2 separate regions of the Mus musculus genome follow, and region 1 is linked to region 2. A link is a loop called in an ENCODE intact Hi-C map of the cell type or tissue named here. Cell type or tissue: gastrocnemius. All regions are shown on one strand. Links, peaks and the distances in the headings refer to the core of each region. The heading gives the core; the rest is flanking DNA. Region 1 overlaps Cdk14 (cyclin-dependent kinase 14). Region 2 holds the start of Cdk14 (cyclin-dependent kinase 14).

Region 1 (16,329 bases), core at 5,611-13,610, 96 kb after region 2:
ATTTATTTATTTATTTATTTATTTATTTATTTTTAACCAGTATTGCTCCTGGTAGGTTCCCATTCTAGTGGATGAGTATCTACTATGTGCTATCAGGAGTATGTGGGCAGCACCACTGGACTCAGTGGGTTTACAAAAAGGGGGCATGAAGGTTGGGGACAGGGAGGTGAGGATGGATTTGCTCTGGAAGGAATTAAGGAGGCTAGGAATTGGGGGTGAATATGATCAAAATACATCATATGAAATTCTCAAATAATAAAATATTAAGAAGAAAGGTGAAGTGTTATCATTATGTTTATAATCTCTAATTATATAATCTTTAAAGACAGTATGTTTCTTAAAAGTCAAGAGATCTTTTTTTTGGGGGTGGGGTAAGGTCCCTGTGGGTAGAATAAAATTACTTAATTAAAAAAAAAAAAAGAGGTTCTTAAGTGAATTAAGTGAAATGAAACAATTAGGGCATTTATAGCAATCTGGTGTTTAATCTTCACTTTAAATCTTTGTTGTGACCACTGACAACTGGCATTCACTGTATTTGTGATGGTTTATAACTTTATATCTGTAACCATTTGCCTGTAATCTGTTTTGTACTGAGTTTATATTTGAGCTCCATTCTAATAATTTAGAAGCCTAGGATGTTAAAGCTCATTTCAATATCTACCAAAAAAAATCTAGAAAATGAAAATAATGTAGAAAAATCGTCAGAGGAAATTTTTTTTTCTTTGAGATAGGGTTTTAGGGTTTATCTGTGTAGCTCTGCCTGTCCTTGAACTTGCTCTGTAATACTAGTATTTTAGCTTTTGTTTCTAATTAATTCATAATGAGTTTGAACTAAACAAGCAAACTATCATTTGTGTGCATAATCTGTTTTTATATTTTGCCAATTTTATTGAACAGTTTTTCTCTTAAGAGCCTGTCATTTTGCTATGAACAATAACCTTTGACATATACATGATATATACATATAGCAAATAATTCTTTTCCACTTTATACTTTCTTTCACATGTATATGTTTATGTACAGATTCTTTTTCATATTTATCTGAGTTTTTTATAGTTTCTGGGGCTGGGGTCTTATGACAAGTTTTCCTTATGCTGAGATGAGAAAAATATCCAGCCCTGTTTTTTTCTGGTAGTTTCCTTACTTATACATTTTAAAATTTCTGAATTCTTTCTACTACAGAGCTTTAGTAGTGAATTAATTTTCTTGTTCTTTCAAATAGATTTTTATTTATTTCAGTGCGTTTATTGGAGTATCTACCTTTCCATTGATTTAAAGTGCCACAAATATAATTTACTAATATTCAAAATATGCAACCTAGATGAACTCACAGGGACTCTGACAGCATGATGAAGATCTGTTCTAAGTCAAGCAAGACAAAATCTCAGCAGGGGAAGTGGGACATCCCTCCACTAGCTGAGGAGCTATGGAAATTTGGTAATGTCTGAGCAAGAGAGAGTTGCTTTTCTTTAAGCATGTGACCCCCTGTAGGTTGATGACACTTGGGGCAGGCCCTGCTCTCCACAGAAGCAGAGGAGTTGGGGGAGGGAAGAAGAAGGCCCAAAGCTGGGTGTGGAGGGAGGGAGATCAGGCTGGAAAGGGGAGATCTGGGAGGAGTCGAGGTGCAGGACTAAATATGAACAAAAGAAATTGTAAGAATTAATAAAAAATATTAATTTTGAAAATAAGAAGAAAAACACCAAGGAAACATAAATACCAGGTAGTAGATATTAATAAGCAGCCCTTAGAACCTGTGTAATCAAATAAAAACAGAACACAAATAATGAGGGCATTTTTACAAAATAATACATTAGTGTTATATGTAAATAACCCATAAACTAATTTCTAAATTTAATTTTCTCTCAGTCAAAATCTCAATAGCTATTTTTACTTTGAACGTATCCTAACATTTCTTTAAAGCACAATTCATAATGAGCATATTAGCATGCTGCAGCAATGAACACGATAGCACAGATAAGAAGAAAGACAGAATGTCCTTGTTTAGCATTGTTTGACCTTTGTTCTGAAATATACACTTATTCAGCTCTAAACCAGTGTTTGCCTTCCCTTCCCACTCATGTGATTTTTAAAACTGCCTTTAAGACCGATTTAATTCAGGGAACAGGTGTCCGAGGTTGTTACCATTTTCAGTCACCCTTGCCACACTGACCAGAATGCCACCCATATCCTGATGTGAATGAACTTGGAAAATCAACTTCAAAATTAAATACGCGGCCTGGTGGCTTTTGTTTCGCTGAGATGATCCTGAGAGATATGGTCAGTAAAGGAGATCCTTTGTTCAGAATGGCATAGTTAGAAACAGAAGTCCCACACCGCACCCTTAAAGACTTGTGACTCACACTGTATGCCACTTCTTTGTATTAATGCTGCTAAGCATTGCCAAATAAATGAACTAACTGTAAATTATGTGGTATATATAAGATAGGACAGGGTTGTATCTATTATTATTTTCTGAAAAAGATTTGAGGGGAATGATGAATCCAAACTTCCACCTGTGGCCATGAGATTTAATCCTGAGATAAAAGAAAAAAAATTGAGAGCATCAATAGACCATTTTGTAGTGTTTGAATTTTCCCATACATTTAACATTCTGATGTACTTAAACTTAATTTTAAGTGAGTAATGTGGTTCTAATGATAGTATATGACTAAGAAAAGATCAAATACTCTAAGCAAATCTTGAATTGTCCGTGTACTATTCTCCGTGGCAGAAGAAAGAATTAAAAATTCATTCATCACGACAGGCTCTAAATAAGTGAATGGCTTCTTAAAGGAGCAGCTGCTACTTGGGAAATTTAGAAATGTCAGCTAGAAGAAACCATCCATCTTGCCATTTTCACTTCACGATCTGAGTGGGCTACAGAACACCATGTGGATGTGGGAGGTGGCGGGGTCTTACGGTAGGTCTGGAGTTATGAACCTGAGTTGCAGTTATGTTTATACAAATAGCCTAGAAGATTGACTTCAGCTGAGCAGATGGGCCAGGCCAGAAGCTGGTGAGAAGTAGCTTTGATGTGCCCACTCCAGGGAAGCTGTTCCAAACAAAAACTGGGGGAGTGTACCCGGCAGGGCACAGAAGTTAGGCTCTTAAGGGGGAGCAGGGTTTGGATAGGTGGGGGTCATGCAAGATTCTTTTTTTTGATATATGGGAATGGTATCATTGAAAGTAGACATAACTGAGGGACACGAGAGGCAGAACTACCCTTGATACATAATGTGCAAGACGATAGTAAAGAGAGCAAGATGCTCTAGGTTGGAGAAGGTTTTGATACCCAGGCGGTAAATTTTTACCCATGGTCCTTGCGGTCAGGGGTCCCCTTACCCTTAAGAAGGTACTTGATTTAAAGCAAGATTTTACCTTTAAAAGTAGCTAACCTTTTTCTCCCCTGAAAGAAATTAAAACAGGATGACCTTATTAGCCCTAAAGAGACTTAGGTTTTCAAAGCTGTCTTGAGGCAGCCTGAGGTATACCGTTTGAGGCCATAGCATTTTTCTCCCACAGATGCTATAAACTCGGAGCAGTTACTGCAGCCTACAGCAGTGGCAGCTGCTTCAGGACAGATGAGGCAGCAGTAAATACTGGGCTAAGTCAGCTGTCAGATTTGACTGCTGAGAAATGGGGCTTGGAATTATGATCTTTTTTTTTTCTTCTCAATCTTCCATAAATCAATGCTCACAGCATACAGATGACAAAATACAGGGTGAGAGGCTGAGGCTTGTGGGAACTGTATAGAGTAAAGTTGAAGAGTCGGTGGTTGGGTTATCTCGGTCACAGCAGTCAGAGGCCACATACACACAACACTCCTGTGACCCACCCCTGCATTGAGAATAAGCAAAGAAAATGATTGCTTCATGGTGGAATTCAATATCTGGTGTTGACACCTAGGGTCAGTCATAGACCGGTGAATACAGATTTCTAATGCAAGTCAGTAATGATTGCCAACAAAATAAGGAAGGGACAGAAAAATGAAAAGAAATAGCATTAAAAATCCTGTGATACTTGGGGTTTCGAAGGACTCAATTAGACTTTCATATATATCACTACAAAATTAGACAGTTAAATTTTTATTTCTTCATTCCTGCCTGGTAAAGAACTGTCTTTTATTGTCTAAGGAATCTGTGCAGATGACTCAACAGTCACGTATAGTTAAGCATGGTGTCCGTAGTCCTTGGCATTGTTACTGATGTTAACAAAAAATCCACAGCAATAGATTATTATAAAAGTAAACTAGAATAGCAATCTATTGTGTGCTGTAGTTTAAGTACTATGGTCTTTTGAAAGCGTCTAATTACGGTAACTTAATAAAGCCTCATGTTACTCATGTTAGTATCCCAGTGGGCTGTGACCTAACCTGAGCTTTCTGAGACTGTGGGCTGTCCATTCTACACTGCTGTAATCACTGGTGACTTCAGTTTAAATACCATCCATGTGAGCAAACAGTGTTCACAGTGATGTTATCACCTCACCATACCAGCGCCTGTAATTAACTGGCAGGCTTCCCCTTCCCTCCCATTCCGTTCCTCTCATCACACACACACACACACACACACACACACACACACACACACCCCCCCACCCCCCCCCCCCCACACACACACTGTGCTTTTAAAACCTACCTGGCTGGGTTACAGAGGTTGTTAAATAGGACAGACTGGTCCCTTGCTTTGCCTGTTTCCCTTAGTGGACCCTGAACTCTGCCCTCTTCTGTTCTTCCACCTTCAGGGCCTTAATTCTCAGACAGGTCAACAGACAGTTGGTGTACAGTGCCCATACGAGCATCACAAATACTCATGTAATTACCTTGAACTCTGCCACATGAGGACAACCCGTATGTCTCCATGTTGTTGTAGAAGTGAAGAGAGAAATGCAGTTTTAAAGTGTCGTGTGGTAACTCTCAGGACCCATAGGTGTTGTTGCTGCTCGATTTTCACGACTGCTTTATTGTGAGGACCTGAGAGCTTTGCCTTTGGTTGGATTGGACAGGGCTTCATCCCCAGCATCCCTTGTTTTGTGTTTGGATCTAAGGGGTTGTCTGGAGTTGTCTGGGAGACTAGATGTGAAGAGAGAACCTCTTCACATTGTTGAGCGAGAGCCAGCAGAGTGTGGAGAAGTATTTCTCTGTGGTTGTTGTGGAGAGATGGCTTTTGTCAATTCAGAATTTATAGAGTTGACTTAACTGGGTAGAGTTAAATGTCAAAATGACATTTGAAAGTGCATGTTAATTTGCTCTGGTTATTCTGAAAGTGTTAAACACAATTGCCTGTATTTGAATTATCATTCAGGGAGGTTGTATGATTTAATAATTGGTTGGTAAATAGATGAAAGAACTTAAAAATTGCTAATAAATTAAAAATAATTTTCTGATGACCCAACAGAAAGAGAAGTGTTTATTTTTGAGGAAATTCTTGTATATTTTAATATTCCTGGTTGTTCTTAAGATTTTGTGTTTTATTTATTTATTTTTTTAAACATGGTCTCACCGTGAACCTCTGCTGGGCTGAATATGTATGTGGACTAGGTTGGCCTTGAACTCAGAAATATCTGATTGCTTCTGCCTCCTGATTGCTGGAATCAAAGGTTTGTGCCATCAAGCCCAGTTTCTAAGGATCTTAATTTCAAATAAGCTGTTGTAGCCTCAAGAAATGAGCGTTTATAGCTTTAGACTTTAAGGCAGACCTCAAGTATGCTGTGCAAGCAAAGGCACTGGTCTGCTCTTTTAGGGAGAGCCATGGGACAATGAGGGGTGTGAGTGCTGGGGTCGGGTGACATGGATTTGAGTTGTAACTCTAACTGGCTCCTATTTAAGTGGTCGATTTTCTCAGTGTTCCAGTTTCCTTATGTGCAAAATGGAATGAATGATCGTGCCTGCTCAGCTCAAATAGAATTCTACCTACTAAGCATGGTGACTCTCGCAAAGGCCATTCCACAGTTCCCAGTAGTGTTATCTGCGAACATCACTAAATATTTTTATTTTCTTTCTAATAGTTCTTCAGTTTTAGTTTACAACATCTGTAGTAACTGAATAGCACACCCCAGCTTAGTTTATTTCTTCTTAGACAGAAGTCTTTTTAGAAGCAGGAACTTCAGCCTGCGTCCAGCAACACTGTATGACTTCTCTCAGGTGTGGTGCTTTCTGCCTTAAGAATGAGGATCAGCCCTTAAAGCTGTGTCATTTTAGGAGCAAGCACAAACATCGCTTCAAATTGTAGCTGACTCCAAATTGAAACCCCAGTGTAGCAAATGTATGGGATCTTTTATATATTGTAATTACACTACTTTTGTATCCAGATACTTTTTTTCTCATTTTCTTTAACATATTTATTTATTTTTTATTAGATATTTTCTTTATATACATTTCAAATGCTATCCCGAAAGTTCTCTATACCCTCCCTCTTCCCTGCTCCCCTACCCACCCACTCCGGCTTCTTGGCCCTGGCATTCCCCTGTATTGGGGCTTTTAAGAGAGAGAAGGAAAATAAAGTATTAAAATTATATATACCAGGGCTTTTTTTTTAATCACTTTAGAAAGTAAGGCATAAAAATAAAACCAAATAATTTGTAAGTTATAAATATGAACAGTATTGTCTTGGTCCTCAGCTTACATTTAAGTACTCTGTATTGTGATTTTTTTAAATAATTTTAAAATTTTATTTTATATGCATTGGCGTATGTCTGCCTGAGAGTGTCAGCTCCCCCGTAACTGAAGTTACATACAGTTGTGAGCAGGCATGTGGTTGCTGGGAATTGAACCCAGGTCCTTTGAAAGTGCAGCCAGTATTCCTAACTGCTGACCCATCTCTTCAGCCCCTGTACTTTAGTTTTTAAAAAAATTTTCATCATGATTACCCAAAGCCATTTTTTAAACTGTAAAATGTACTCACATTTGGCTACATGCAGCCTAGTGATTTTTAGACCATTCATAAATGTCACTTGGCATGTGTTTATCTCTGTTCTGATCTGTGAGGATATAGCAATGGGAAAACCAGATGAAAGGCCCTGTCCCCGAGGAACTTAGCTGTGGAGAGAGGCAGGCAGTAAGCACCCAGGTTTCACAGAAGGGACACTTCTATAGACATGAGGCCTACATATACATAGACATAGGGTATTCATATAACTGGGGCATTAGTGTTTTCAGCAACAGTAAGGGGCCACTTGGAGTGGAACCGAGTGAGAGAGGGGGAACTCGTAGGGATGGAGTCAGAAGTGTATCCTACCTTGTACAGATTACAGGCTGCTACAAAGTGGCATTTACTGTGGAGACAGGAACTGTGGGATGCTGGACTAAAGCCTTCCCCTTTAAGAAGATGGTCACCCTAAGAAGTAAGCAGCCAGAGCCTGAGACCCACTAGACCCTTCTCCCCTCCCTCTGCCACACTAAGGGGTTGTTTAGAGGCCTCTGGGCTGTGGCTTCACTGCTCCTCATGTGCTGTCTTCAGCACTGCCTGCCTCCTCCATGGTCTTTGACAACTGTGCTACCCTAGACTAAACCACATGGTCCAAGACTTGCTTCTGGCCCTGGAAACTTACAGAAAGCCGCCAGAGGCTACCTAAGACCTCACCATGGCCACGAGGCTCCTTCTCTTACTAAAGCTCATTCCTGCAGGGCAGTTACGTGTCAGCTCCTTTCATGAGTCACCCAACTGCTGGCCTTCCATTTCCATAGCTAGCAAAGAAGTTTAGGCTTGGGGTTTTGACACAGGGTCTCTGTAGCTTTGGTTGTCCTTGTACCCAAGATCCTCCTGCCTCAGCCTCTTGCAGGCTAGTGAACATTTGTGAGTTGGTGGTGAGATGTCCAGACCCAGGTTCAGTTCCCAGCACCCACATGGCCACTCACAGCTGTCTGTAGTTTCAGTTCCAGGGGACTCACCAGCTTCTTCTGGTCTCTGAGGGCAGCAGACACACACATGGCTCATATGCACACATGCAGAGGAAACACTCACACTAAACTAAATTTGAGTAGAGTGAAGCGGCTTCATGTCTGTTTCAAAAGGACACTTTATCAGTTATGTGGGAAAATGACCGAAATAGCAGGAAACTAGGTGAGATGCTTCTGAGGGAGTCTTCAAGGGGAATCTTGCTGATGTCATCATGCCTGACTAGGAAGAGTCCTGGAGATCCTGAGAAATGGTTGGAGTTGTTATTTTGTGACCAGACTCAGTGACTGAAAATCCAAAGCATGGGAGGGTGAGTCAATTTCAGGGTTGTTTTTGGGTAGTTGAAAAGTGATTCTGGTGCATATGAGTTCAGGGTCAATACCACGTGTGTGTCACACTTAAAGATCTGCAAAGGAGAGATAAAGGCAACATGGTGTGCATTTCATGTTTAGACTTGGTTTAAAGATGTGTTTTATTGCAAATACTTGAAGAGTTGCTCTGACTGCCCACCGTATGGTGCTGATACACCTGACAAGTCTTATGGAGGTCAAGAACCTACCTTTTGTTTTTATTGCTTCAGCTTTTTGACAGATACACACAGATATTCTACTATCTGTTTATCTTGTAATGACTTAACTTCATGTACAGTCCATGTTGAACGACCATGTGTTTATTTGAAAATGATGTCATAATTACCCAAATATGTTTTGAGGAGCTTTTCAAAGGTTGATTAAAAAACTTGATGTTCCAGGGTACGACAATACCAGGGTGGGGGCTTCTACTTCTCAGAGGAGAAGTGGAGAAGGAAATGGGGGAGGAGCTGTGTGAGGGGGGACTGGGAGGAGAGATGGATGATATTGGGATGTTAAATGAGTAAATAAATTAATGAAAAAAATAGCCTTATAAGCCACTTTATCTGTCACTTTAAATTCATGAACTTTGTTTGGGCACATGGTACATATATTCTTCAGAGCCAACAGGTATACTATAGTACACTGCTGTTGTTTTTAACATTTGTATCCAGCTTGACTTGGTACATATATTCTTCAGAGCCAACAGGTATACTGTAGCACACTGCTTTTCTCTTTAACATTTGTTTCCAGCTTGACTTAGTAGCTTACATGTGCTCATTTGCCTGTGTTCTCATCTGTCCTCTCTTGGAAATCATTCCTGTCGCAGAGTGCAGTAGGTGCTTCTGTCCCACAGAACCTGCTTTTCTGGATCCAGGCTCCTGGTTTCACTTGGTCTTAGCCCCGAAGCTCTCCCATTCCCTTGCTGTCCCCTCAGCCTGACCACTTGTTTCAGCATGACCTCACACCTCTTGCTTTCTAACTTTATTTCTAGGAAGGATCTCACTCTGCAGCCTATGCTGACCTCAGACTCCTCCTGCCCAGGTCTCCCAAGTGTCATGACACAAGCATGAGTCACCAACTCTGGCCTACTTTCTTATTTCGAAGAATTAGTTAACCAGTGACTTCGAGAGAAGAGCAACAGGGAGACTTTCTGTTCCTTGGGCCTTGTTATTGCCCTGATTTCTTTTTTTACATTCAGTTGGTATGTTGGCCACATACAGAATTATAGCTGAAATAATTGTCCCCAAAGAATTTTAAAATCATCACCCTGTTGTTTTTCTGGTCCCTGTATGCATTGTCTTTTCCTTTTCTCTTCCCTTTGGTATTTTGAGGCAGGGTCTCATTAGATATCGCAGGATAGCCTTGGACATGCAGCTTTCCCGCCTTGGCCTCCTGAATGCTGGGGTTTAGGTGTGTGGCACGATGGTGTGTGGCACCATGGGGTGTGGCACCATGGCTAGCTGTTTTCTTACTATTAAAGCATTGTTCTGTTCGGTGTAATGTCTGTTATATGTCGTCTCCCTTTTCTGTATGTTGTTTGTGCATGTTTGCTGCTGTTCCGAAGTGCGTGACTTGCATGATTATCGTATACTATCCAGTGTGTGAGGATAAGTCTTGACATGCTCTTAGATTAGCCCTTTACCATGAGCAAGGTTGATTAACAAGTTGCTTTCCTTTAGGGTAATGACACAGCAAACAAAATGCTTTCCAAAAGATTCAATTGTTTTTGGAGACATCTTTCTCTAGGATAGGAAAGTCTAATGGGTTAGATCAGGCCCTGGGAATGTGAGCAGATCAAGGGAGTTGAAGAGAGGTTCTAGTGAGCACAGTATTCAGTCCTTTGAATTTAGTGCTGTGTTTCCAGTTTCCAAGGGCATAGATGTCAGTATCTTCAGATGACAAATAGCCTAGGTACACTGGGACAGAATGGCAGGCAGGGGCCTGCACCTTTCACTGTGACCTAAGGAGATCGCGCAGCTCTGCAGCTTCAGCCAAAACTTCCTATTTTCCCTCCGTTTTCCAACCTGTCTGGATTTGGTGCAGACCTTAGCTCCCATGTCAGCGGCTCCCCACGAGCTTCCTCTACTCAGCCACACCAGTAATTGCACCTTCAACACTGTTGAAACGTTTCTCTCTTGGTCTGGGTTCTGGTGACTTTAGATCGTGTTTTGATAGAAGAGGAGAAAAAAGGTCTGTGGCCAAGCTGTCATGTGAAAACAGATGTCTCAGTCCTTACATGCGGGCTTTTGTGTTTTGTTTTAAAGATTTGTATTTTATTATTTTAGCTTATGTGTGTGCTTGTGGATATGCACATGGGAGGGCAGGTGCCAGTAGAGGCGAGAAGAGGGCGTCAGATCCTCGGGAGCTGAAGTTGTAGGTGGTTGTGAGCTGCCCTGATGTGTACATTTGGAACAGAGCCTGGTTTCTTGATCACTGAGCCATCCCAGCATCACTATTTGGGATTTTATTTTAGCTTTCTGTGCTGTAAGAATTTCACATTTCTGCCTTGAAATTATTTGTAGAATGAGGCCGAGTCTAAAACCTTCAAAAGTTCCTTTTGAAGGAATGTGCTTCTTGTAGGTAAGGAAACCATCTCGCTGTCATTGCAAAAATCTCTGCATACAGTCAGCATTATTCATATTTTATATAATAAACGCCATTTATGTACATGTATAAATGTTTATTCTGTGGCAAAACACTGTTCTGGAACTTCAGAAAAATCAAATGTATTCTTATCACAGTATTCAGTAGTTAGTGCTGTCATGATGATTTCCATTTTCTAGCCAGGGGTAAAGGTACTTGCTTGGGGTTGACCATCTGGAAGGTGATATATATGTCAGGATATGAACCCAGACAGTCTAGCCTCAGCATTGTCTATGACCTGTGTAACTGTGACTAATACTAATTAAGACCAGGATGACAATGTTGACTTTGTGTCAATATATAAGTCATAAAGTTTTTCCAGTTTCTTTCCTTCACCATGGTAGACATTAAAAAGCTTGCAGAACAAGTACAAGATTATGAACAAAACGCCTCTGAAAGAAGGAACTATTGAATGTCTTAGTACTGGTGCAATAAAAATGACAAATTAGGAATCTTATCAAGCCGTATAAGTCCCTTAAATGCTCCACGTGACTGTATATGTTCCATCCGGGATGGTAGGCGTTCTGAGCAGATAACACCCAGCAGTTTTGCTGCTTTGATTTCAGGAGTCATGGACACAGGTCTCCCTCTCACACTGCTGACGTTGTCTGGTTGTCCTCAAAGCAGACATAGACCAACTTTGTTACCTGGTGGATTTTTACCCTTTCTATAGCTGTACAGCTGCACAGAAGGAAGAAACTGTGGTGCTTCAAGTATATCAGAGACATTCTAGTGATCAGTCTCTGCAACCCTTCTCTTTGTAATCATCCCCATTGTGTAGGGTAGAACGGACTGGGCACATTTTTAGAGTGACTAGCATAAGATAAATATTGATGGCTTCCACTTACAACTGCTGTTTTCTTTGTGAGGTGTTAAGGCATTAAACTTTACTAGATAGCCCAGTGATTGGGTCTCATTTAGATTTGTTGCTCAGTAGATAAATACCAGAATTCCCCAATTTTTATCTACATGGGAGCAGAGAGTCTTCTAGGCTAAAAGATGACATAGGTGATACAACCCCTTCATTAGAAGGTAAGATTATACTGAATGGAGAACTGTAGATACTGTAACCTCAGAGCTCAGATGTGACTCCTGGAAAGTCCTCACTTGTCTGCAGCCAGCCCAGAGTCTCAGCATGTGTTTTGAAGGAACACACGATACAGACGCATAGGCACCAGAATTTGAGTCACAGTATAGAATTTCAGTGTGGTTCATTAAGATCTGAGGTGCTTTTAGGAAAATGGTGCTTTCTGGTCAACCTTCAAATTCAGAATCCCGAGAGGCTTGGTGCATTAGGCAGCAGCATGGACTACAAGGGATGCTTTCACCCGACTCGTGCCTGACTTCCAGCTCTGCCTCTTGTGCTATGACATTGGCTACACTGCTTCACAACTCTAAATGTCACTTTACCCTTACTGATTGGCTGCCATGACGGTGCTCATTTCTTTGAATAACAAGTGGAATTAAGTGGGCTACTGCAAATGAGCCTTTAGTAATGACTAGCATTTCATGTTTGTCTCCCACCAATACTCACAGGAATATTGGTTTGATTTCACTGACTCATCCACAGCATCTCTTCATGATGCTAGATCAGTTGTTTAGCTTTGCCCACGCCCCTCACTGCTAAGCCCCCTTCAGTGCCCTCCATTGTGTTCTGTATAGCCATTTTTTGAAACCTGGAACTGAAGAACATGTGTTCTTGGGGACTCCTTGGTGAGAGTTGTTCAGGTGTAAGCCCCAGGTGCTTGTTTTCCACTGCAGGTTTGGGTCCCTGTTCTTGGAGAAGGGGCGTGGCCGCTCTTGCTTTATCTTCTGATACCAGGAAGTCAGTCCCTGATCAGTTGTAATCTCAGGCCCCCACCCGTGATCACCAGCTCCTGAGTCTGGGCAGTTTGTATTCATGGAAAACACTTTATAGCTAGCGAACTAGACTGGACTTGCTTTTATTGAATCTCAGTCGGATGCCTTTTTCATTTATATATGTTACAGGTTTACTGTAGGTTGGGAGTTTACTGGAATGTGATAGGCCATTGTGGATCTGTATCTAAACATCTCCAGTGTGTCTATGTATCAGATTCTTAGCATTAGAGAATTTGGGAAGAAGCCTAGCAATCAGCAGCAGCATCACTGTTGATGGCTTCTCGGGGAGAACTCCTTACCAGGAGGGCTTATCATGCATACATGTACTTGTATTGTCTTTGTTTCAGTTGTGTGAAAGAACTCCAAAGTCAGACATCTGATTCCTTACAAATACAAACCCAGGCCTCATTTGCCAGCTTAGAGCATCGTTTATCTTTTTCATTATATTTTGCATAGGGGTCATCACATATTTCTGATGAAAAAGACAAAACAAACCAAAACAAAAACAAAAAACAAAAAACAAAAACAAAAAACAAAAAACAAACCAAAACAAAAACACCCCCCCCCCCCAAAAAAAAAACCAAAAAAAAAACAAACCTACTTTAAATTGGAGCTATTTTGTCTGAGAACCAGAAACTACTTTTCCCCTAGGGAGAAGTGTTTTGCCAACAGAGTTCTATAGTTTGTGGTATGAAACCATTTTTCCTGTTCTAGAAAAGATGCATAAAAATGTGAAGTGCATGAATGGAAGAATTGTACTTTTAGCCTGAATGTAAAAACCCAGATTCCCTTTTTGTGCTTGCTGTTATAGGAAACATTTCAGATTTTGTACATATTTGCTAGCTCTCCCTGTTTTTTTTTTTTTTTTCTTCCCATTTTGAGATGGCTGTGTTGTGTGTGCTTCCCAAAGGTATTTAAAATGTGACTACTTCTGTTGAATATAAATATTGAGGTCAATGTCTAAAGGTCGTTTTTAAATTTTAAAACATCTACACTCCTTCGTACTTAAATATTTATTGAACAGAAGTTGCATAAGGCACTAGTGGGGGACTCCTGACCCTGGGTTGTGATGCCAACAAAGCTTTGAAAGAAGCACTCCAAGGTTAGTGCACATGAGATATGTGCTCCTTGATCAGACACCTTGGGACTTTCATCATTGTTATATAAGGATATTTATTTATTTATTTATTTATTTTTTATTTATTACGTATTTTCCTCAATTACATTTCCAATGCTATCCCAAAAGTCCCCCATACCCTCCCCCCACTCTCCTACCCACTCATTCCCATTTTTTGGCCCTGGCATTCCCCTGTACTGGGGCATATAAAGTTTGTCTGTCCGATGGGCCTGTCTTTCCAGTGATGGCCGACTAGGCCATCTTTTGATACATATGTAGCTAGAGTCAAGAGCTCCGGGGTATTGGTTAGTTCATAATGTTGTTCCACCTATAGGGTTGCAGATCCCTTTAGCTCCTTGGATACTTTCTCTAGCTCCTTCATTGGGGGCCCGGTGCTACATCCAATAGCTGACTGTGAGCATCCACTTCTGTGTTTGCTAGGCCCTGGCATAGTCTCTCAAGAGACAGCTATATCTGGGTCCTTTCAGCAAAATCTTGCTAGTGTATGCAATGGTGTCAGTGTTTGGAAGCTGATTATGGGGTGGATCCCTAGATATGGCAGTCTCTAGATGGACCATCCTTTTGTCACAGCTCCAAACTTTGTCTCTGTAACTCCTTCCATGGGTGTTTTGTTCCCAATTCTAAGAAGGGGCACAGTGTCCACACTTTGGTCTTCATTCTTCTAGAGTTTCATGCATTTGGCAAATTGTATCTTATATCTTGGGTATCCTAAGTTTGGAATGGCTTAGGCAGATGCCTATCTTTATGGCTTTCCCAGTAGTAAAGCACATCCAGTATTGTGCCATTTGGAGCATCTAGGAAAGGCTCTCTCAGGGAAGTTGATTGGGAGAGAGCAGTCATCAGCCTAGTGTGTTGCAGAGGACCAGTGCTGTGCTCTCTGCCAGTGAAGGAGATGCACTTTGTCTGTATTTTGAATCTTCTGCCCTTTTCATTCTCTTAATGATTCTCATTCCAGATTCTCTTTCACTTCACATTAATCATAAGCTTGCTAGTGAACCAGAAGGGAGTGATCTAAGAAGGCTCTGGCATCCTGTATAGTTTATTTTCTGGTTACTTCTCTGCCATTTCTGGTGTTGATGGTACCCGCTGCTCTCTCCTCCTTTTCCTTTCCTCCTCCTCTTCTCATTTCTTTTCTTTTGAAATAAGGCCCTACACTGTAGTCCAGGATGATTTAAAACTTGCTAGGTAGCCTAGGCTGGCCAAAACTCACAGCAGTTTCTGTTTGACTCTCAGTGTTGGGGTTATAGTCAAGATAGATACTATACCTTGTTCTGCTCTGCTCGTCTTCTGGATGAGTGGTGTAAAGAGACCAATGCAAGGAAGGGACACCAACCACTGAAAGCGGGTATAAGTGAGCCTACACTTTGATGGATGGCACTTGCCAGTGAGGATGACGAACAGCTGGGGAGGAAACTAATGGGCTAGTTACATTGGGATTGACTTCACTGCGGGGATCTTATCCTTTCTAAACTTTGTTTCTCCCAACTCTTTTACTTATGAGAGTAGTAGGCACTAACTATATTTTTGCAAAGCTGTTGAATATGAAGTCACAGCAAATGGGGATGTAAATAACAGCTCTGAAGTATAACAGGAAGCTAATGATTGACCTGCTAATTTTATTTTTTTATTTATTTTTATTTTTTTATTACGTATTTTCTTCAATTACATTTCCAATGCAATCCCAAAAGTCCCCCCCCCCCACCCCACTCCCCTACCCACCCATTCCCATTTTTTGGCCCTGGCATTCCCCTGTACTGGGGCATATAACGTTTGCCTGACCAATGGGCCTCTCTTTCCAGTGATGGCCGACTAGGTCCTCTTTTGATACATATGCAGCTAGAGTCAAGAGCTCTGGTGTTAGTTAATAATGTTGTTCCTCCGATAGGGTTGCAGATCTCTTTAGCTCCTTGGATACTTTCTCTAGCTCCTCCATTGGGGGCCCTGTGATCCATCCAATAGTTGACTGTGAGCATCCACTTCTGTGTTTGCTAGGCCCCGGACTAGTCTCACAAGGGACAGCTATATCACTATCCTTGCAACAAAGGCTTGCTAGTGTATGCAATGGTGTCATCGCTTGGAGGCTAATTATGGGATGGATCCCTGGATATGGCAGTCTCTAGATGGACCATCCTTTTGTCTCAGCTCCAAACTTTGTCTCTGTAACTCCTTCCATGGGTGATTGTTTCCAATTCTAAGAATGAGCAAAGTGTCCACACTTTGGTCTTCGTTCTTCTTCAGTTTCATATGTTTTACATATTGTACCTTATATCTCACTATACTAAGTTTCTGGGTTAATATCCACTTATCAGTGAGTACATTTCATTTGAGTTCTTTTGTGATTGGGCTACCTCACTCAGGATGATGCCCTCCAGGTCCAACCATTTGCCTAGGAATTTCGTGAATTCATTCTTTTTAATAGCTGAGTAGTACTCCATTGTGT
Region 2 (16,329 bases), core at 3,354-11,353:
CTCCTTGCCCTTCAGTGCTATGGACCTGGGTTCTCGTTTCTGTCTCTGCCTTTCTGGGATATCAAAACCCCGTTTTGGGATTCTATTTTCTCTTGGTTGAGCAAATCTGTTAACAGCTTCATCAGGCATGGACCTGGGAGGTGACTTTGGTTACCTTTAGTGTATGGAAACAGCTTTCTTCTTCTTCTTCCTTTTTCTTTTTCCTGATGGGCTTCTGGATTAACAATCTTCCCCTTGTAGTCCTGTCTGAGTTTCGTGCTGCTGCAGCTGAGACGTCTCAGCCACTCTGTACCCAGTTCTACTTCGAATCTTGTGTTTTGAAAGCTTTGGAGTCTCCTTTGTCCGAGTGGTGCTGTGGTTTCATAATGATGTGTCTCGGTGTAGGACTATTTTCATGCATTGTCTTAGAACTCAATAGGCCCTTGCACTTTGTAAAGTTCTATCCTGTCATTCCAGGAAATTTTCTTGAGTTTTTTCTTTGATAATTTCCTCCTTCTGCTTTCCTTTGTTTTCTTTCTGGGACTCCCATTATTCAGAGTCTGAGCTTCTTGGACTAGACTGCGCTTCTCTTGTGGTTTATTCTCTTCAGGGTTCCAATGCCTCAGTCTTGTTTTGTTTTGTGGAAACTTTTTCGCATTATTTATATTTTAAATTTTTAACTGAATTTTTTTAACTGATAAGATTAATATACAGGAGTTTGCTTTTACTCTGTGGTCATCAAAATTTATTGCAAAACTTAAAAAGACGTAGTGTTCATGTCTTGTTTAGTGGCTATAATATATTTCAGCAGCTTTAAATCTCTGAAGATAGCAATAATAGTATTGTTTTCTTCTTCCTGCATAATCTTCACTGTTTCCTGGTCAATTTTCTATAGTTCCTTTGTTTTTTTTTTTCATTTTAAAAACTTATTTATTTATTTTTATTGGTTGTTTTATTTACTTACATTTCAAATGTTATCACCCTTCCAGGTTTCCCCTCCACAAACCCCCTATCCCATGCTCATCTCCCTGCCTCTATGAGGGAGCTCCCCCTTCCACCCATCCACTCCGGCCTCACCACCCTAGCATTCCTCTACTGGGGTATTGAGTCTCCACAGGACAAAGGGCCTCTCTTCCCATTCCCTGGGAGCTCTAGTTGGTTGATGTTGTTGTTCCTCCTATGATGTTGCAAATCCCTTCAGCTCCTTCAGTCCTTCCCCCAACACCTCCACTGGGGTCCCCGTGCTCAGTCTGATGGTTGGCTGTGAGCATCCACATCTGTATTGGTCAGGCTCTGGCAGAGTCTCTCAGAGGACAGCCATACCAGGATCCTGTCAGCAAGCAGTTCTTGGTATCAGCAATAGTGTCTGGTTTTGGTGTCTGCAGATGGGATGGATCCCTAGGTGGGGCAGTCTGTGGATGGCCTGTCCTTCAGTATCTATTACACTCTTTGTCCCAGCATTACCTTTAGACAGGAACAATTCTGTGTTAATATTTTTGAGATGAGTGGGTGGCCCCATCTCTCAACTGGGGGCTCTACCTAACTACCAGATATGGTTTCTACAGGTTCTATCTTCCCTTTGTTGGGTATTTAGGCTAATGTCATCCTCATTGGGTCCTGTGAACCTCTTGGGTGCCTAGCATCTGGGACTTTCTAGTGGCTACCCCTTGTTCCCCATCCCCACTGCTACACACCTCCACTCAACTTCCTGACCCTCTGTACTTCTCCCGTCTCCTCCCACACCTGATCATTTCCCCCTTTCCCTTCTCTCCCTAGTTTGTTTGTTTTGACCTCCATATTTCTTACTAGGATACTCTACCCTACCCAACATCTTAAGATCCATGAATGACTGCCGTCATCCAGGAGGGAGACAACAAAATGGTACAAGGATGTCTGACTGATGTATTTGGCTCTGCCATGGGATACATTGTGGAACCACCTATTGACCAGGCCCATGGGAGTGAGCAAAAAAGACAGGCAGGGTCCTCAATCATCACTTACAGCTCTCAATAGGCTCTGCCTCAGCCTTGTCAATGGCTCTCAACGTCTCTGCTCCTCTGAGACTGACAATTCAGTTACTATACAGCTGTTATTCTGTCTTTTAGCTTCCAAAATCATGCTGTTGACTTACCTTTTGTGCACGTGCTTTTAGCCCTGGGGAGGCAAAATCAGGGGGATTTACCATAAATTCAAGGCCAGCCTGGTCTACAGAGTAAGCCCCATACAACCTCTGGAGGCTACACAACAATATCTTGCCTTTTAAAACAAAATAAAACCATCTAGTCATATATAGTTTTAATGAGTTTGCAAGAAGAATGTATGCAGTCTGATATTTCTATAAGTTTTGATATTTCTATGAGTTATGATATTTTAATGAGTTTTCAAGAGGAACACATGCAGTCTGATATCTCTACTAAGAACTAAAGAATATACAGTCTTAACTACATGACTAGCACGTGTTTTCCACTTGGGGAGATGCTGCAGAAGGTTCCGTGAAAGCATTCTGCACCAGGCACTAAATATGTCTGCACTTTGGTGTTGGTTTGGGTTTCCTGTTCTTCAGGACTGTGAGAAACAGATTCACACTATGTGTAACTGTCATACTTTATCATAGTTTTAATGTAGCTAAAACTGATTGAAACTTAATACATGCTCTACCTAATGTCTCCACTTCCAGTGACTTTTGTCTCCATTGAAACAATGGTTACCTCTAGGTTTGCATAATGATTTTTGTAATGCTCTAACTCTTCTATTATTAATATCTGACTAGTTTTAAGGGATCAGCTTGATCTCTACGGGTCTTAATTTTCTTACCTGCAGAACTGAAGACTAAAATATACCTCATAGAGTGTTTGTGAGGTTAGTGCCTAACATGTAGTGATGACTTACTTACCTGATAACTTAAAAAATGATCATTTCATTTATAAACACCAATCTGAGTAGAGGAGCCTCTTTCCAAAGTCAGTTGTATGTCTTTCAATATCACATTCATTTCCCACATGTGGGAAGAGCAACATACAGTGTTGGAACTCAGAAATTTTGATGCATTAAACTTCTTAAGTTTGACGAGTTCCTTGTATTCTCCTGTCATTCTCTATAAAAAGTACAACTGCATCTCAGGTATGGGAATGACATGCCTCATGCCACAAAGATGGCTTATTCAAAACTCTTTTTGGAAACTGAAAGTATCTCAGCCTAGTACTGGAGCAGATGTGATGGTCTTGATGCTTTCTCATGCCGTCTTTAGGTCCGTTTCTGTGTGCTACATAGGGATAATACCGACTCTTAGAGCAGGGCAGAGAAAGATTAAGATTAAAATAAAACGAGTCCATCAATCGAGTCATTGCTGTATATACAGTACTTTATTTACATGTTAAAGTTACCATTAGTAAGTCACTGCAGTTAGGGGATGTGTGATGACGTCATCACTGATTATTCTGTAGATGCCTCCTCTGACCTGCAAGTACTGGATTGGAACAGGCATGAGAATGTAGATGCCTCCTCTGACCTGCAAGTACTGGACTGCAACAGGCATGTGAATGAGGTCAAAATGCCACGCATCCTGAAAGGAAACCCAGGATGTAGTTGATAGCAGAGCTTCAGTTTTTAATTTAGTTGCTACTAACAGGACTTGTCTCCACTGATTAGAGGCTTAAGGTTTTAGTTCTCAGAGGTAGGACCACTTTCGTACCCTTGTCCGGAGTTCAGTTATAAGATTGGCTACTGAAGCTTCATTTTGATGGATGTAACATAAAACACTGAAGGACTCTTAGCTCATGGTGAATCTCTCTCTCTCTCTATCTCTCTCTCTCTCACATACACACACACACACACACACACACACACACACACACACACATGGAACATCAAAGGATATGATTAAACACATTGTATCTTTGATAGAAATAGTGGTAGCTATTTTCTCATATAAATTTCTTCCAGATAAATTATGTTAACAGTGAAAATCAGGACTAATAAGGCAAATTTTAAGCTTTAAATACATTTTAATATAATAGAGTATGAATATTGCTAGTCCTTAATGTATACTTTATACTTTGACTTGGGCAATTTATTACTTTCAAACCTATTCTGAGCTAATTTATACGTAATGTCACGTAGATGCTTTTACAACTCCTTGTTCTATGTCTAGCTATCTGCAAGTATCATTTTACTTCAGTCACTGGGATTCTCCAAATATAGGATGAAAAATACTCAGGACTGAGTATAAAGTCACTAGATAAAGGTAGTTCTTGTTTCTGGATATACTTGGAGGTTTGTGTCAGCAAGGAGTGACTCCACATAAGGAGTGGGCATGTGATGGAGCGCTGGCAGGAAGTGGAGGAAGGATGGGAAGGAGAAGCAGCCTCCTTTGATAGGAGGCTAACTACACTAGCTTGTGCAACCCTCCATCTTCCTCCCCTCTCTGGTTTCAAGGTTCTCTTTATCATAAGACAAACAAGCAACAAAAAAAGACAAAGATAAAGAAAGAAAGAAAAAAAAAGGAAAGGAAGGAGGGAAAGAAACTTAGATGAACCAGTTCTATCCATCAGTAGGAACACTAGATAGCCGGAATGGTTAAATTAAGCCTTTTGAATTACATGTACCAATTTCACTAATGACTCCTAAAAAAGTTATACAAACTATCTAAACCATGTGCTCCCTCATTTCCTGAATGTGTTCAGAAATGAGTGATGTTTGATCCCAAGAATAATGAACTAGATCAACGTTTCAGAGTTCTTGGAGGATATTTAATTCTAAAAGTTTCCACCACTCCAGTAATTATGCTGATTGGATGTCAGTCTTTAAGCTTTAACTGTTTTCTGGAAGTTCACATCAGTGAATGTAACTATTTTTCTACCTTTGTCCTTGGCTTCCTTGTTTCATGGATTTCTTTCCCCTGACTCTACCTTTGTGTATGGTTGGTTAAGCAGCAGTGAGCTGCTTTTGATGGTTCTTTGATCCTAATCAAACCCTGCACTCCCTGCCTATTTGGGTTAGGATTGCTAGCCTTCACCAACCCCCGCTGTTTCCAAGAGGATGTCCTCCCACCCCTACCCCACAAGACCTCCCCACTCCCTGGGGACTTTAAGTCTTTTGAGGGTTAGGTGCATCTTCTCTGAGGCTAGACCAGGCAGTCCTCTGAGGTACATGTGTTGGGGCCTCATGTCTGCTGGTGTATGCTACCGGGCTGGAACCACAATATTGTCTAACAAATGCACAGTTTATGTCTGCGGTGACTAGAAGTGATGGACATTAAACCACATGTAATTTTGCTTTGTTTATCTATAAAGTATGTTTTGTACCTTGTATATCAACCTTTGTGTATCGAGGGTGTAATCAGCCTTTAGTATGTAAGCTGAGAACGGGGTAATGCCACCTTCACATTTTTGTAGCTAAGGCGACACCTGAGCTTATCCAGCTTAAACCTTTTCCTTATAGATAAGGAAGTAGATGCATTACTCTTCTCAGGTTCCACAGCACATATTGATGGAACAGGAATGAAAACTCATGCATCCTGGATCCACAGCCAACTTCTTCCGGCCTACCACATTGCACTGGTGAATTTGGTTGAGTCAGCACTTGCCAATTAGTCCCTAGATAAGCTTATGTCCTTGTCTTCAGATGTTGCGCACGCACGCACACACACACACACACACACACACACACACACACACACACACGTTGAACCCTTAAACAGAAGTACACATATCTCAAAAGCATGAAGTTAATTTCCTTCTCTATTCTGTAGGCTTCCTGCATAACGTGCCAGTGTCGTACAAACATGGAGCAGAAAGCTGGCTATTCAGTTGCCAGGGTTCACTTGGCTTGTCACTGGACACAGGTCTCATCTGCCAGATGTACTGCTCTGCTTTAGTGCACAGGGCTGGACGTCTGGAGTCGAGACAGAAAAGGGAAATTAATACCCATGATGTTGTAAGTTAGTATTTTTGCAACATAAAATTAATGCATTTGGGGGGCAAAATACTCAGATTCTACTTTCAAGTATAACGTCTAAGGACAAAGTTGTGCCCCATCTAGAATATTCTCTTAAGTTTCTCCTTTTGTTTCCAGAAATTTCGTAAATTTCAGAAATGTATATATATATTTTGCATATTTTGCCACAGCTTAATATTAAATGTTTTCCCCTACTAACCCTAGATATAGTGACACAAGTTCATGTTATTTTAAAAAACGGTCACAAACAATAGCTTTGTATGCATAGATTGTAAACTGGCTTTTCAAAGTTTAGAATATTAGAAATATTGGGAAGGTAAAAAGGATGTCACACCCATGCACGTGCAGGTACATGCACAGCACACATACACAAAGGCTATCACACCCATGCACATGCAGGTACACACACAGCACATGTACACAAAGGCTATCACACCCATGCACGTGCAGGTACATGCACAGCACATGTACACAAAGGCTATCACACCCATGCACGTGCAGGTACACGCACAGCACATGTACACAAAGGCTATCACACCCATGCACGTGTAGGTACACATACACAGCACATGTACACAAAGGCTATCACACCCATGCACGTGCAGGTACACGCACAGCACATGTACACAAAGGCTATCACACCCATGCACGTGTAGGTACACATACACAGCACATGTACACAAAGGCTATCACACCCATGCACGTGCAGGTACACGCACAGCACATGTACACAAAGGCTATCACACCCATGCACGTGCAGGTACACGCACAGCACACGTACACAAAGCATGCCGGCTGCAAACACTCACTACTGAGCCACGACACTGGGCCTGTGTCTCTCTGTACTCAGATCAGACATTTCTAAAGGAGACAGCAGTACAGCTGCAGATACATAGCGCTCTAAGGTTTTATCATTAGCTATTTTTTCAACTTTGTTGACTGGAAGAAGGCATCAGTGTTTGGATCTCTCTCCGTCTCTTTTTTCTCTTTGTCTCTATCTCTCTGTGTCTCTGTGTCTCACTCTGTCTCTGTTTCTCTCTCTGTGAGTTCAGTTGTAACTGCTAATTTTCTAATTAGTCTGACCAAGTGGTAAATGTCAATAAAACTTTTTTTCCTGCATGAAGCCACAGTTGGTGCTTTCTGTAATTACTGAGATATGGCTGTCAGGACCCAACATCCCTGCGTTTAAACTCTCTTGACTTTGCTATGGATTCCTGGCTCTCTCCTGTTAGGGGCTTGGCTTGACTAGCTAGCAGCTTTTTATCAGTGGCAATCTACCAAAACCCTGTAATGTGCTCAGCACAGGGCAGAACAAATCAGTGTTCTACCTCACAATTTAAGGAAGGCAGGGGGCTAGTTTTTGTTTTAAGATAAACATCTTTCGACAAAACACAAACTCCCCAAAACTTCCTTTAAACTAAACAGCATTGTCACACCCACAAAAGCTCCTATTACTTACCCAGCCAGATGACTCAAGATCACTAACGTTTCTTTCATAAGGACTTTGCTGGCCCATAATCAGTACACCAGGCCAACCCCCATCTTCCTTCACCCTCCCCTGGGAGACTGACGTTTGGAGCACCTCATTTATTAGAAAAAAAAAAAGACTGTTTTCTGCCGGAACTGTTTGTCCCGGGGCTTTTTAAAAAAGCCACTCTTAAGATCCTTTTCAAGTTCATTCACTGAAGTGGGGAAAGGAGGTGACAATAGGTTGTAAGTTTACCGATGACCAGAGTATCCTGCTGAGGAGTCACCCACAGTGACATTCCTGTCACCCAGAGACAGGGCTGAGGCAAAACGCAGGTGCCCTGACTTCTAGAAGTTCCGGGGTGGGGAGCATTTTCAGCTTTTGCACTGTACCCCAATAAAATGGGGCCTCTCCTGCCCTTTGGAGCACCCACTTTCCCTGCAAATTAAAACCAACCACCCCACGCCATAAAGTCTATCCTAAACCCGAATGCGTCCCCAAGGTCTTCGAGCACCTCGTCGGACACTCCCCAACATTTCCGGGTCGTGGGCCAACACGGACCGCACCGGGTGGACTGGCCCGCCTGCGGGCTGCGGTCCCGGAGCGCGCGGAAGGAGCGCGGCCGCGGCGGGCGGAGCGCGGGCGGCCGGGAGGGGGCGCCGCCCGGGCGCGGCGGGTCCGGGAGGGCGGCGGAGGCCTGGGAGTCGGAGTCGGATTCGGAGCCGGAGCGCGGCGCGGGGTCGCGCGGGGGTCCCGGGCGCCAGGCCTCCGGCGAGGGCAGTCGCAGGTCTCCGTGCAGCGCCGCCCCTCGGGCTGGGGAACTTGTCCCGCTCGCCCGGTCCGCAGCCGCCTGCGCCTCCTCGTCCGCGGACCCCCATCTCCGGCCGCGGCCGCGCGGCTCTTGCTTACAAAGGAGGGAAAATGCGGCGGGCGGCCGCGCAGCGCGGGGGCCCCCGGGCGGCGGGGATGGCGGCAGCCCCCGGCACCACGTAAGACGCCCCCGCGCGCCCAGCCTCGGCCCAGGCCCGAGCCCCGCAGCCTGGCGAGCGCTGCGCGTCGCCCGCGGCCCGCGAGGAGGCGGAGGCGGAGGAGCAGGACGAGGCGCCGCCTTCCCCGCGCCGCGCGCCCTCGCCCGCCGTTGTCTGCGCTGCGCTGCGCTGCGCTGGACCAGTTTCGCGAAGTTGCCGGGGCCCTACGCCGCCCAGATGTGCGACCTCATTGAACCGCAGCCGGCCGAGAAGATCGGCAAGATGAAGAAGTTGAGGAGAACTTTGTCCGAGAGTTTCAGCCGCATCGGTGAGTGTAGTCGACTGTCCCCAGTGTCCTGCGGGCGATCCCGGGGCTCGCTCCCTCAGTCCCCGCGCCCACTCCGTGCTCCGGGCACCAACCAGGCGGCTGCCACCTCGGGGTGAGCTGCGAACCAGGGATGAAGGAGAGGACTCCAGGCTAGGGCAGGGACCAGCTGGAGGGCCATCCCTCTGCCCCCAGGACCTGGGCTTCGTTCGTGGACTGTCTTAAGCCTCCAATTTGAGTTCCTCCTCCCCGCCAATAGTATCTTTGGCGCCCGCAGTGAACCGGAGAGGGAACACCCGGTCCCCACCGCCATCGGGTTTCTGTGGCCACCTAGGTTACTTAAAGCGAGTTGGTTTTAAGTGCTTAGCCAATAATTTAGCTTTGGGAATTGTTGAAACGTTGACATGTGCCTGATGTTGTTTAATGTACTCAACCTAGAGGAAGTGGGACAGATACCTTGGGACCTTTTGTTCCGTACTCCGGGTCCTATAATTGGAGGTTTGGGTGTTCGGTTTGTAGGTCTTGAAACCTTCCAGCTGCTGTGGTGAAGGGTGAGCTGTGAAGTTGTGGAGACATTTATGAATATGTCTCCTGAACTTGCTCCATTAGTGCAGTCCAGAGGCTATTGTCTTCTTTAAAAAAAAAATCAACCAACTTAACAGAGCATAAACACACAGCATTAACAAAACAAAACAAAACAAAACGCTCAAGGAATGTTTAGGATACTTAATGAATACATGCTATAGGCTGCAGCAAGATGACAGCTGTGTCCGGTGGAATGGGTTTGTTGAATCTTGAGTGTTGGTGGCAGAAAGTGCCTGTAAACCTGGAGGCATAGCTGCTACCTAAACTTTGGTCCTTAACTTTCTTTGATACAGGTAACTGTGCAAAGCAAGGGAATCCTATAAGCCCCAAGCCAACACATGGGAGTGTCCCAGCATACCTTCTGGCCTTTGGCTCACCTGTTATGTTAGTGAAAGTTAATTAATTAATCATAAGCTAATTCCTTAAAGCCCTGATGTGCCAGTGAGTGTCTGCAGTCTGAAGACAGTTTGCATGTATGGACAATGAACTATGAAAACATGGATAAATATTTAGTCAAGCTTATTATTATTATTATTATTATTATTATTATTATCAATTTTGTTTGACACTTTGCTTTTCCTGAGAACACTGTAAATCATGTGCAGAAGTCATATTAGTCGTGCCTTTACTTATTACATGCGTTGAATGTACACAGACTCATTTTTCTGAGTTAGGCCTGTGAGTGTGGAGTCCTACATTCAAGTGAAGTTTGAAGCCAAGAGGAGTGTGAGAGTGAGGTGTGGAGTCTGTGCATTATTAACAAGGATGTTTCAGGGCTGGACCCAAAACACCACCCAGGCGGGTTCTGGAGTCCATTAGGGCCTGTTCTAAAGCACATTAGCTAGATAGTTACTAATGCTAATGATTCCGTTGGAGCCCCTCCAGTTTTGTGTTAAATAATTCATTGCAGTTGAGTCTCAGTAAGAAACCAAGGGTAATAATATAAAAATCCTGTATGTTTAAATAATTTTAGGGTTTGATGGCCAATCAGTACTGTTTGGATTAACTGCAGTGTTGGCAGTAGATATTATAGTTAATTGGGCTTCCTGGATTCCTCGGCTTTAGTCGTGTGAGAGCTCCCTTCTGAGTCTAACGCTCCTCACCAATGCCTGGTATGATTATGTGGCCTTTATGTCCATTCTCTAGGAAACAGTACAGCTCAGTAAAGAAAGCTGATAATGTCTTTATTGAAAGAGGACTCAGAAGAGCAGATCTTACTGTGGTACATTGTGAAAGAAATTATTGACATTTTTAAGTGATTTTTGTTGTGTATGCACCAAACCCAGGATATTTATTAGAAAGAGCACTACTGAAAAAGTCATCTTCTATGTTTTCCCTCACACTCAGAGGCAGTGAACTCAGTTTGCTGACTGAAGGATGTTTTTGAGGACCGAGAGACAATGCAATGAGATTTTTCTATGGGTTCATATAGTTTATAAGCAAGGGATGTGGTCTGTGGGTTTTTTCCCCACTTGGTGAAATGATGACGCAGTGTCTTGTGTGGCATGCAATGAGGACTCAATAAATGTTTGCAACGTGTTGTCATTATTAGGGATCAGATCATACTGACATGATAGTGTTATAGGTAGAAAGGAAGAAGAGGAGAAGTGGCTACAGATTTGTAGTATAACATCCTAAAAACATGGTAAGCGTTGGAGTTGGACAGTTGTGAGCCTGGCCCTCTCTTTTCCTTGGCAACCAGTAATTCACTTAAATTCCTGCATCCTCACCTGCATAGAGTTGTATAATTGTGGAGATCAAATGAGACAGAATAACACTATCTGATACATCATCTATAACATGGTGAGGATCAGTTCCGATTTCTGTTTGTCCCTTCTTACCTACTTTTCTTCATTGAGTGGTCAAAGGATAAACAAACGACCCAACATCACCATGTATTCCATGACCCAGTCTAAGAGAGCCTTTGAAATATACATATTGGCTTTATTTCCTTTTCTTAGTCCTTTTTAGGTATAGTTTGTTATATGGTGAAATATCCATATCATTGTTCAGCCATAAGAAATCGCTAACCATTTGCCTAGAAAACGATGACAGTGCATGCATGCATGTGGTCTGCAGTCAGTGATTGTTTTTAATAGTGATTCTGACTACAAAAGAAGTAGGATTGTTTAATTTGTCATACATCATAGACCATGCTGACTTTGTCACCGTCAACCCCAAACAGAACTGACCCGAGATTGCTACATAAGGTCAAATGAGACACATTAGGTTTCAAGCCACAGGGTTCTGATTTATGACATCTGCCAGGTAGTGACTACAATAGAGCTATGGCTCTTTTATAAGATGAGCATAATTAAATTCTAAAGTCAAGCATCCATTTCCACAGTGACTATTTCTGGTTTCCTGCGCAATAGCTCAGTGTGGTCACCTATTTAGGATGGTGGTCTTGTTTTTTTTTTTTAGCAGGATTCCTCCCCTTCCTGACTTAGAACTTGTAGGCTAGCTAAGGTAAGCTGGAACTTAATTGTAGTTAGTAGCTGAAATGAGCCCATCCATTCCTGGCGCCGGTTCCTTTTTTGACTTCACAGGCAGGCTAATGCAGATGCCGACCCTCCTTCTCACCTGGTGGGATTCTTTCCCCGGGAAAGGATGCGCATGCTTGCTATTAGAGAGGAGCCCATGTATGCGCTTGTTTAGAGGATGTGGGTGGAAGGAGGAAGCTGAGATTAGGGGGAATGCTTGTGGGTTTCTTGCCCTCTGCCTGTCGCTGTGTAGCTCTACATTGTCATTGACCAGCCATTCCATGAAGAATGGTAGATAGATGTAAAGTGCTCAGGTTTACGGTTTCACTGTTGTGCCAGATTCTTCCCCAAAGCAGCTATAAATGGTTTTAATTTGGGCTCAGTGAGGAGAGCTTGCCCAGTATGTGTGAGGCCCTGAACTCTGGGCCTAGCAAGAGGGAGGGGCAAGGGGAGGGTGCAGAAGACGGAGTGGATATTATAGTAATGGGACTTATGTTTATGGTTGTTACATAAAAATATATATGGTTTTCATTTGCCAAAACCTTAGTGTACATTAAAATATGACCTTCTCTCTCTTTGCCACTGAGGTAGGACTCCTTAATGCCACATGTTACCATATACCTTCTGGCGCTAGATATTGTCCTGGAGTTAGTGCTCAATATGGCTGGAACACAGGCTAGTGAATGAGCATTGCTAGCATAAAGTGGCAAATTCCATAATGAAGATTAGTAGTGAAGGTGCCATGGAGGACACAGCAGGATCTCCTTGGTGAGTTACTAAGAAGCCTTTTGGGAACTGTGTCTGAACTGAGGACCAGATAGAGTATCAACAACTCCATATCTATCCTTTTGTTAAGTCAGAGTAGCACAATTTGCTTATTGTCCCACGACATCCTTGAGGACCATTGTGGTTTTACATTTACATAAATGATTAATGACAATCAGGGAACATAATCAATAACAAGATGTTGTGTGCTTGTTTAGGTCAGAGTTTACTCACCAGTGACCTGATAGCTATCTGGCAAGAACACCTTTAATTGGTCTTTGTTATTCCGTCAACTCCCTTTTAGGGCAAGGTGTGCAATATTTAGAAGAAACCATGTCAGGTGTCAATCTATCAATGAAAGGTATCTATTGAGTAATAGGCTTTTCAGTCCAGCTTTGTTCTTCCTGTGGTAAGCAGGGCCTCACGGAGTCACCATGCAGTGGGAATCATCGGCTTTTCTTTATTGCTTAGCAAATGCACTTAGAATTTTCTCTTTGTCCCCACCCTCCAACTCCCTTTCTAACTAATCTCAGATCCACCCGTTAGAGCGGGATGATGGGAAATTGTCAGGACCAAGAAGGCAAGAAAGAGTGGGCCGGTGTGAATATTTCACCCCCCTCCCCTTCACTTCCCAACGCCATTTCACATTTTCAGCCCCCAGTAGGTCAGTACAAGCTGAAATACAGCTTGGCCAAAGAAAACACACCTCTAAAGTTCCAGCACTTTGTAACGACCATGTTAGAGAAAACATTTTGAAAAGTTTGTCTTCTGAGTCACAAGCTTTGCAAGGCTGTCCATGGCTACTGTTCATTCACACTTGGTGATTGACAGATAAAGCTGCAATTATGTGCCCATGTATATGCTACTCTGTATTTGAAGTCAATGCTGCTCATATATGTATATATATGAGTATATATGGTTTTATATAGTGGAGAAACTTGTTTGTATTATTACATCACCGATGTTTTGTAATGGCCATGCTAACTAAAAGACACACCGTTGTTGACTGGGCTTGGGAGTTTCTAGATTAGAAGCTAAAATTCTAGTGAAAATTAGTCAGTAGGAATCAGCTAGGATCTTCTATCTTTCCTTACGGTTTAGCATAAATTAACAGCTCTGTAGTGACAGGGGGCATATAATCAGTTTGAGGGGCAGTTGTTGAGGCTGGGACAAGGACTGTCATTTAATTTTCTGCTCAGGGCAACCTGTTCTGTCATGAAGAAAGTGACAGTTTGTTATAGGTCAGTGTCTTAGGCTAAAAGGGGAAGACTATAAACTAACTGGCAAGTGTTTTAGCCTCTCACAACAGCCTGCACCCTGCTAGCCCACCACCATAGCTACATACTTTTGGACTTTTTAAAATGACAAATGTATAATATGAAGAAGAGAAAAAAACCTTTTCAAGAGTGCTTGAAAGCCAAGCATGGTGGCTCAAACCTGTCAACCCAGCATCTGGGAAGCGGAAGCAGGAGGATTACTGCTAGTTCTAGGCCAAACTGGGTTAAAGAGTAAGACCTTATCTCAAGAACTGCACCACATTATGACAACACACCTCACCACACCACAGCATACCACACCTTACCACACCACAGCACACCACACCTTACCACACTACAGCACACCACATCTTATCATACCACACCACACCACACCACTCCACACCATACCACTCCACACCATACCATTACCACATGGCTAGAGTATATACATTCTTACTTAGGAGTTTCTGCTTAGGCTCCCTAATTTCTCATAACTCAATTTCCAGAATACATTGCTTTTCATAGCTTTTACCAGAGCAAAACCTTTCAAGATATATATACACACACACATACACACACACACACACACAACCACACCTTTCAATCCAGGCTAGGAGTATCTAGAACAGACTTGTAAACGCCTATGCAGGAGTTTGTAGACTCGAAATATTTTCTGTGACTGGTAGTTTCAGATTAGTTAACATTTTGGGCCTCTTCCTTACTATGAAACATTATAATTAACTGGGATTTAATGAACAGATAGTTGACAACTACAATCTTTTATTTTTCTTTAGAACGAGATAAAATTTCATTTTTAAGGTTAACCGTATTTAGGGTAAATCTGAGGTGTTTGTTAGTCCCTATGAAACATTTTGAATGTGTTCCTTTTTCCTTTAGAAACACTTGACTATAAAATTCATTATGTTAAGTGTTTGAGTTAAGTCTTTTATTCTACACAATACTTATTTGATAGTGCTTGGTCTTTTATTAGCATGCTTAAATGTTAGTTAGAACCAAACTATCACTTAGACACTATGCAGAATGTTTGCCATCCTAACAAGTGGCCTGGGAGGTCCCCGAAGCACACAGAAGGACACACCAGGTGTTTGAGAGGAGATTGGTTTGCCACTGCATTGTGTTCCTTTTCTCCTTCCATTCAAGCAGGTTCTGCTGAAGGAGATGCGAGAGCCCGGCGTGCTTTGCCTCCCTGGTTTCCAGAATGCTTCATTTACATATTTATGAAAAGCATTTCACAGAGAAACATGCTGTGCTGTTCCCACTCTCATGTGCAGTTTCTGTATTTTGTATCCTGACGTCGTTATTCAGGTTGGGGTACAGTTTGGCTTCCTGAGATGAAAACACTGTGGTGCTCCCGCTTTCTGTTTTCTAGAACTTAGACACTTGGTGTCTCTGGGACGCCTCCCACTAACTGTTTCTCTCTCTTTCTCCTTTCTAGCTCTGAAGAAAGAGGACACCACCTTTGATGAGGTAGGCTAAGTTTCTTCCTCCAACACAAAGGCGGATTTATTTACTCTTAGGTACAGTCCATAGGTGCTAACTGTGCTTAGAAACAGAACACAAAAACAAAAGCAAAACAAGAAAAAACCCCCTACAAGAAACAAGAAGTAGCTTTTGTTTATTTAGTTACCCCCTGTTAGCCTCCAATCTCAATAGTCATTTAACTGAGTTTTGTTGCAATCATCAAAAATGTGTCTTTGAATCAATAAACAAAAGACGCATGCTCGCCTTTGTGTTGTTGCCTTCTTGCTGACAGCTGTGCTTGGGAAGCCCACTGTGATGCGCATGTGCCGGGCAAGTCCAGAGCTTGGACAGCAAGGCTCCTTTCCAGACCTTGATGAATCAGGTGTGATGTGTTGACGTCACTGATTGTCTGCAAGGCTCCCAAAGGAGAAAGTGACTTTTTCTGTTCCAGTTTCCCTATTCTTTGTGGATCAGATGAGTCTCTGTTTACTTGCTACAAAGAAGTAGGAAAAAAAGCCAAAGTTTATATGAAACAAAGGATTCTGAAGACACTTTGACATTGTACTTCCCTGAGATTTTGTTACTGTTTTCAGGGTGTTACAGACAGAAGTGTTTTATTGTAATCGTCTAAAGCCAGTCATGGGTGGATAATTTGAATCTGCCCTGCCTGCACAGTGTATGAAGTTATATGTAAATAGAGATGTTTCTACTTCTTGTGCTTACCCCACAGCCTAATAAACAGACTAGTTGGCTTTAATTGTTCCACGCTCTTAGATTCCATGAAAGTGCTCCCCCCCCCCCCCCCCACACACACACACACCACTGCAGCAGGCAAAAGGGCACATGTGCTCCTGGAATGTGCTTGCCCTGTCACACAGGGAGGGCCCTTCAGTGCAGGCCTGCAGGCTGGGATTTCTGGATGAGGCTAGTGCCATTTGGCTCTCATGGTCTGCCGCTTCATCACAGCACCTGTTCCGACTTTGTGGTCCAAGCTCTGGAAAGCTGTGTCACTGGACTCCAAAGCAACTTTCCCAGACAGTGTTCCTATAACATCCTCCTA

The links. Hi-C counts contacts between places; a loop is a spot of excess contacts. Peaks named below come from ENCODE experiments on the same cell type or tissue, not always from the same donor. Only the 100,000 strongest peaks of a DNase experiment are listed, where the experiment ranks them.
Region 1: it touches region 2 in a loop (2.1-fold over the local background); 2 of 42 quality-filtered maps call a loop at or near these places.

What each region holds. Positions count from the first base shown.
Region 1 is chr5:5,279,032-5,295,360 of GRCm38, reverse strand. All of the region lies in intron 2 of Cdk14 (cyclin-dependent kinase 14), which reads left to right. Among named protein-coding and RNA genes, the nearest start is that of Gm30151, 83 kb to the left of the region's middle. In gastrocnemius, for the core only: no CTCF peak of the experiment used is centred there; no DNase peak of the experiment used is centred there.
Region 2 is chr5:5,372,404-5,388,732 of GRCm38, reverse strand. Cdk14 (cyclin-dependent kinase 14) reads left to right here and starts at 8,482. Exons shown (of 15, transcript NM_011074.3): 1 at 8,482-8,698; 2 at 15,244-15,275. The coding sequence starts at 8,608. Gm30151 (a long non-coding RNA gene) reads right to left here. Exons shown (of 2, transcript XR_376714.4): 2 at 15,408-15,762. In gastrocnemius, for the core only: a CTCF peak has its summit at 8,029 (motif pointing right); DNase peaks (open chromatin) are centred at 8,163, 8,430 and 8,809; H3K4me3 peaks cover 2,680 bases; H3K27ac peaks cover 1,722 bases.